Regions from separate parts of the Homo sapiens genome. Here region 2 is linked to region 1. The links are chromatin contacts, found by POLR2A ChIA-PET in ENCODE. All regions are on one chromosome and are shown on one strand. The core of a region is the stretch at or near the end of the contact, and the rest is flanking DNA. Distances in the headings are between cores, read along the strand shown. Region 1 holds the start of SLC22A8 (solute carrier family 22 member 8). Region 2 holds the start of MIR194-2HG (MIR194-2 host gene).

The links. ChIA-PET counts read pairs that join two places held with the same protein, here RNA polymerase II (POLR2A).
Region 2: POLR2A ChIA-PET joins it to region 1 with 10 read pairs in H1. The contact joins the promoter of MIR194-2HG here to the promoter of SLC22A8 in region 1. POLR2A ChIA-PET finds 5 or more read pairs at or near these places in 2 of 52 experiments (H1 and PC-9).

Annotation. Positions count from the first base shown.
Region 1 is chr11:63,014,336-63,017,247 of GRCh38, forward strand. SLC22A8 (solute carrier family 22 member 8) reads right to left here and starts at 1,506. Exons shown (of 11, transcript NM_004254.4): 1 at 1,394-1,506; 2 at 291-648. The coding sequence starts at 623. RefSeq lists an enhancer at 511-1,365.
Region 2 is chr11:64,892,033-64,895,023 of GRCh38, forward strand. MIR194-2HG (MIR194-2 host gene) reads right to left here and starts at 1,417. Exons shown (of 3, transcript NR_133640.1): 1 at 1,379-1,417; 2 at 558-794. ATG2A (autophagy related 2A) reads right to left here. Exons shown (of 41, transcript NM_015104.3): 41 at 2,514-2,991. The coding sequence ends at 2,941.

The DNA of each region.
Region 1 (2,912 bases), core at 256-2,755:
CCCTGGGAGCAGGCATGGTGCATTTTTGTATTCCCAGAGCTTAGCTCTGTGCCCGTCACAGAACAGGCCCTCAGTAGCAGTTTGTTGAAGCACTGCTTGGACTCTGAGTGGGAAGAAGCCAAGGGTCTTGGTGCATGAGCTTCTGCACTCAGGTCCTTCCTCTTTGCCTGCCCAGTGACCTGTCCTCAGTTCCTGGGAACACCAGACCCCAGCCTCCTCTGCTGCCCACCAGCGGTGCAGGGTATGGGGGTACGTGGGTAAGTGGAGGGAGAGGGTTTGCCCAGGCATACCTCTGTCACAATGGAGTCCTTGGTGCTGTTGTAGACCCAGCCATCCAGGCATGGCTCCATGGCCCTCTGGGTGTCATTGGGCAGGCTGGCATTGGGCGGATGTACAAAACGGAGGCACCTCTCAGGCTTCCCATTTGGGCCCATGGGGAGCACCCAAGGCCCTGTGGAGGCATTGTGGGGCGGGCGACAGTGGTGGACAGGGGTGGCGGCTGTGAAGATCTGCAGCAGGTTGTGGTTGGCCATGTTGAGGATCGGGAGGCCCAGTATGGCTACATGCAGGAACTGGAAATGGCCCATGCTTCCCACACGGTCCAGGATCTCCGAGAAGGTCATGGCACTGGGGCAAGACGAGCCAGAGCTGTGGGCAGGGCATAGGCCAGGGAGAGGTATATTTGTGCCTGGTAGTGCGTGGGTCTATGGAACGATATGTGGGAGGGTGAACCAGGTGGATATGCGAGCACAGGTGTGTGGAGCAGAGCATGTGTAAGTGTGTAAAGATGTGGAAGCTCAGGCATGTGGAGCCGCAGATTCTTGTGTGGATGTCTGAGGAAGAGCCCAGCTGCACGGAGGGCTGTGGGATCAAAGGTGGAAGTGTGTGTCCAGGTGTGTGGACACAAAGGTATCTATGGGTATGTGCTCATTTAGGCTGCAGCATAAGGACACAGCTGCGTGAGCTCGGGTATGTGTTGTGAGCGTGTGCACCTGCGGACACGAGCATGTGTGTGCTCAGCTAGGCTGGTTGCACATGCTGCATGCATGGAGCAGTGCAGGACACGTAGCAGGGACCAAGGGGCCCAGCCTTGGATGTTGGCTACAAAGGACAGATTAGAGGGTGGGTGGTGAATGTCCCCAGTTGCTCCAGGCAGATACACAGGGTTAGCAGAGTTCAGGTTGTCTGCTGGGAAAGGCCTCCCCAAGCTCAGAGCCTCCTGGCTTCTGGCAGTTCCCTGGGGCTGGGCCCACCATGCTGGAGTATCTGTAAGAGCCCGAAGCAGGTCTCAGAGGGCACTAGGGGCTTGGCTAGTCGCAAGTGGAGCCTGGCCTTGGGAGATCCCTGGGATTCCTAGGTGCCTGGGCTGGGGAGGCCCTCCATCCCTCCTCACCTGGTGGCCGGGTCTGGATCCGATGGGGCTGGTGATCAGTGTAGTTGAGGTCCCTGCTCTGTCCTAGGGGCCGGCAGCTGCTGTAGTAGGGCAGCTCAGCTCTAACAAGCTGTGTTTGTGCCTCCCCCAGGGGGGCTTATATAAGGCATAAGCTGTTTCCCGGGCTAATGTTTGACTTTCTTTTGCGGATTAACGTCACTGGCAGGGAGAGTGCTGTGGACCCACCAAGCCCAGCTCTCCTCAAAGGGCTGCCTCAGCGAGGGCCGCTGGGGGTGGGGCAGCGTGGCTGAGCCTAGCAGGGCTGCTGGCTGGACACCACGGGCCCAAATGGGAAGTCTGAGACGTGCCTCCGTTTTGTACATCCGCCCAACGCGAGCAGCCCTGGCAGGCTCACCGAGGGGAGATTCTGGGAAGGAATCTGGCCTGACCTCTGAGGGTTCAAGGTCCCTCTCAACTGATGTTCAGAGGACTTGATGCTGAGGACAACCAATGGGAAAGGCACTGGTGCCCGTAAGCAGGCAGCATTCTCCTGTGTGCTACCTCCCCTGCCTGGCACCTCCCGAGTAGGGGAAGGGGATTTGCCTCTCAGGAAGTGTTAGGGCACACCCAGACAGAAAATGTCACTTTCATCTATCCCTGAGGACGCAGGGCTGCCATCTCCTGGGCCCCTGGGGCAGCCAGGACCTCCGTGTCTGTGTCTCTGACACAGGTGAACTGCCCCCTTCCATCCCACCCTCAATGGACAGGCTTCTCTCCTGATCAGCCGCTTCCCCCTGGGGACCAAATGTAGTCCCTGCTGTTTTATTTTCACTCTGAATATTATTTTAATTATATAATAATGTGTGTTTCCTGCATAAAACATGGGAAATACAGACAAGCCAAACAAAACAAATCAAAACAAAGCAAAATGTCCAGTCTCACCTGAGAGCCTATCTGTTCTTCTGGTCTTTTCCTCAGCAGAGACTTCAGTCTAAGACCTCAACTTCTAGCCACCAACATTAGGCTCTTTTAACCCTCACGGCAGCCCTGTGACTAGTCTAGCATTAATAATTAGGGAACTGAGGCAAAGGGAGATTAAGTGACCTCCTCACCATCCCCCAGCCAGGAAGCACAGGGCAGGGGCAGGGTGGCCCTAAGCCTATTCCCTCCCTTAGAACCAACATTCTCTACGAAGCCTATGGGGGCACTGTACTATTAATATATTGCCTCTCCCTTAAAGAGCCACCTAGAGGTCTGGGCGGGGTGGCTCAAGCCTGTAATCCCAGCAGTCTGGGAGGCCAAGGTGGGTGGGTCACGAGGTCAGGAGTTCCAGACCAGCCTGGCCAATATGGTGAAACCCCATCTCTACTAAAAATACAAAAATTAGCCAGGCATGTGGCACGCGCCTATAGTCCCAGCTACTTGGGAAGCTGAGGCAGGAGAATCACTGGAACCCAGGAGGCAGAGGTTGCAGTGAGCCAAGATCGTGCCACTGCACTCCAGCCTCGGTGACAGAGCAAGACTACGTCTCAAAAAAAAA
Region 2 (2,991 bases), core at 167-2,666, 1.9 Mb after region 1:
GATGGCGGTGCACACCTGGCATCCCAGCACTTTGGGAGACCAAGGTGGGAGGATCTCTTGAGCCCAGGAGTGCAAGACCAGCCTGGGCAACACAGTGAGACCCCATCTCTACAAAAAATAAAAAATTAGCCTGGTGTGGTGATGCATGCCTGTGGTCCCAGCTACTCAAGAGGCTGAGGCGGGGGATCACTTGAGCCTGGGAGGTCGAGGCTCCAGTGAGCTGGGATTGTGCCACTGCACTCCAGCCTCAGTGACAAAGAAAGACCCTGTCTCAAATAAAAATAAGAGGAGCAGGTAGAGAACTAGAAAGGAACAGAGAAAACAAACAGGGATAGTGGATGACGAGGTGTAGGAAGGGGGACGACAGGGAACTGGAAAAGATGTAGATACACAAACCTGCCGCAGAACATGAGGAACAGGCTGTGAGCAGTGGCTCGCCTGGAAGGACGCTTAGGACCTCAGTGGCCTGGAAGACAGCAGGGGCCTGGGAGCTGGGTGACCTTGAGCAAGTAGCGTAACCTCTCTGAACCACTGTCCATATGTCAATCAGGACTTACGAGGCCACCCTGCACGCTGGGCTGGCCTGGTGGGAAGCATCCGCCCTGGGACCCTTGGGTCTCTCTCCGCTGTGGGGAGAGGAAGCAGCTGCTGGCCAGGGTCCCTGAGTGAGCCCAGGGCTCTGTGAGGCAGAGCTTCCTCTTGCAAAGCGTGTTCTCGTCCCTCCCAGACAGGTTCCGGTGACAGGTGCCAGTCCTGCAGAGACCCAGCAGGCATTTTGGGAGACTCCAAAGCTTCTGGAGAGAAAGGGGAGCTTTTAGAGTAGACTTGGGCCCTGCCCCCTTTGCCAGTGGTGCATACAGGCCTAGAGAGACAGAGGGGGCCGCCCAAGGTCACAGAGCAGGGCCCCAGGGCCTGTGCTGCCCCAACAACCTTCCCGAAGTGGCGTCCCCCCTTCTCAGGATGCAGTCAGGGTGGGATGGGGGATCCCTGGGCTGGAATCCTTCTGCCTGGGGGGACAGACCTGCGAAGGAAGACACCGTAGCTGGTGGCTGGCCCTCCACTCAGCCTGGCGGCCCTTCCCACAGAGGCCTGGGCGAGACCAGCCTCCTGCAGCGTGGTGTCCAAGTGCCCTGGCCTGGCAGAGACAGCGCCCGATCAGGAATCCTGGCTCCACAGCTCTGAGCGCTGATGCTAAGGCCCCCTTATCCCACAGTGGAAACCAAGGCACAGAGAGGAAGGGGCTCGTCCCGGCCACCCCATGGCTGTCCAGGTCCCTTTCTTCCTCAGGATTGGCCACCCTTCAGAGAGGTGCCTGGGTTCAGGAGCCTCCTAGGACAGGGAGGGCGGCAGGGGTCCTACCACTCAGGAAGCCTCTTACCTGAGTGCCGGGCTGGCCTTCGGGGCACAAGGAGGAAGTGGGGACACCCTGGGCCCAGGGCCTTTTGAGCCGTTGACCCAGCCCCTGGTGGTGGTTAATGATTATCCCACCACCGTCAATACTGATCACAAGTGCGGTTCGAAGGGCAGGAAGCCCTGGACTGTGCCCGGGCAGGGTGGGGCGGGTCCAGGAAGCATCAGGCTGGGCCCCATCTGCCTCTCCGGGTGGCATCAGCACCGAGTCTCCACAGCCCTGTCTCCTCCAGGGCCTCGCCCTCCTGGTCTCTTACCAGCCTGCTGCCCCAGCTGTCCGTGGGCAGCCAGGACCCCAGGGTCCCTCGGGACAAAGCTTCTGCTCTGTTCCCAGTACCCAGATCTCCCCCACTCAGAAGGGGCCACAGAGCAGGGCTGGGGGACCTTTGCTAACCCCAGAGGCCTGCGGAACCTAGCAAGGTGAGGGTTCCCTGATTCCCAACCCGAGCCTTGGTTTCCCCATGGACCCACCCACCTCTGTGCAGCGCCACTGGGAAGCAGGGCAGGGAGGAGCGCGATGGGAGCAGCTCACAAGAAACAAGATGTGTGGGGGGCAATGGGCGCTCCCTGGTCCTGTGTAAAGCTTTGTGCAGTGAGGGTTGGGATTCCGGCTGCAGCGCTGCTCCAGCACCCCTCCCCCCTCCAAGTGCTGGAGCTGGGACCCCAGATCAGAGTGGAAACCAAGGGGCCAAGGCCTGGGCCACCCCAAAAGCCCCCACTAGGGATGGTGAGAGCAACATCTAGAATGCCTCAGGCTCAGCCTTCCCCGAGTGGCCTCAAGTGACAACCAGGCAGGGTCAGCTGGGCTCCAAGGACCATCCCTCCCTCCCCTGGCAGCCCCACGTAGCTCCTGCCACATCAGGAGTGGGGCTGGAGTGGCAGCCTCCTGGGAGGGGCAAGGCAGAGCCCAGAGCCAGGGGAAGGCGTGCAGGGCTGGGTGCCTCTGGGTCCCCCTGTGCCCTGATCTGCTGGGCAAGGCCAGGAGGCATGGCGACCCCTGGTGGTGACATGGGAGGTGCTGGGTGCAGAGGTGGGATCTGGGGCGGGGCCAAGGTCAAGGCTGAGGCCAGGGTTCACAGGGACAGAGGATCTGAGAGGGGGGCTGGCGGTGGGCAGTTTATTCCACTTCATGCAGACACTGACCCACGCACTCACGGAGCTTAAAAATAATACATCGAACCACACGGATATCATCCCCTCCTCCCCCCAGACACAGAAAGACACTTGGCTGAGTGGGATGGGGTCCGAGGGTCCAAAAGCCTCCGTCCTGGGAGAAGGCAGCAGTGTGGGCCCAGGTCGGGGGAGGGGCAGTGTCCTTTCTCCCCGGAGGAAAAGTGCAGAGCCAGGGCTAAGGCCCCAAGGCAGGGAGGCCCCCCTCTCACAGCAGATTGGCAACGGGCAGGCTGGGAAGGCGTCCTTCACAGTGGCCATCCCCTGAAGGGCCAGGCCGGGCCGGGCCCGTGGGCTGCAGCTCTTGGGAGGCTCAGGAGCATGGTGGGCAGCACCCTCTGGGTGCCGGGCACCCCAGGCTCAGTCTTGGGCACTGTCCGAGCGCCACTTGAGGGCGTGGTCCTTGTGGGC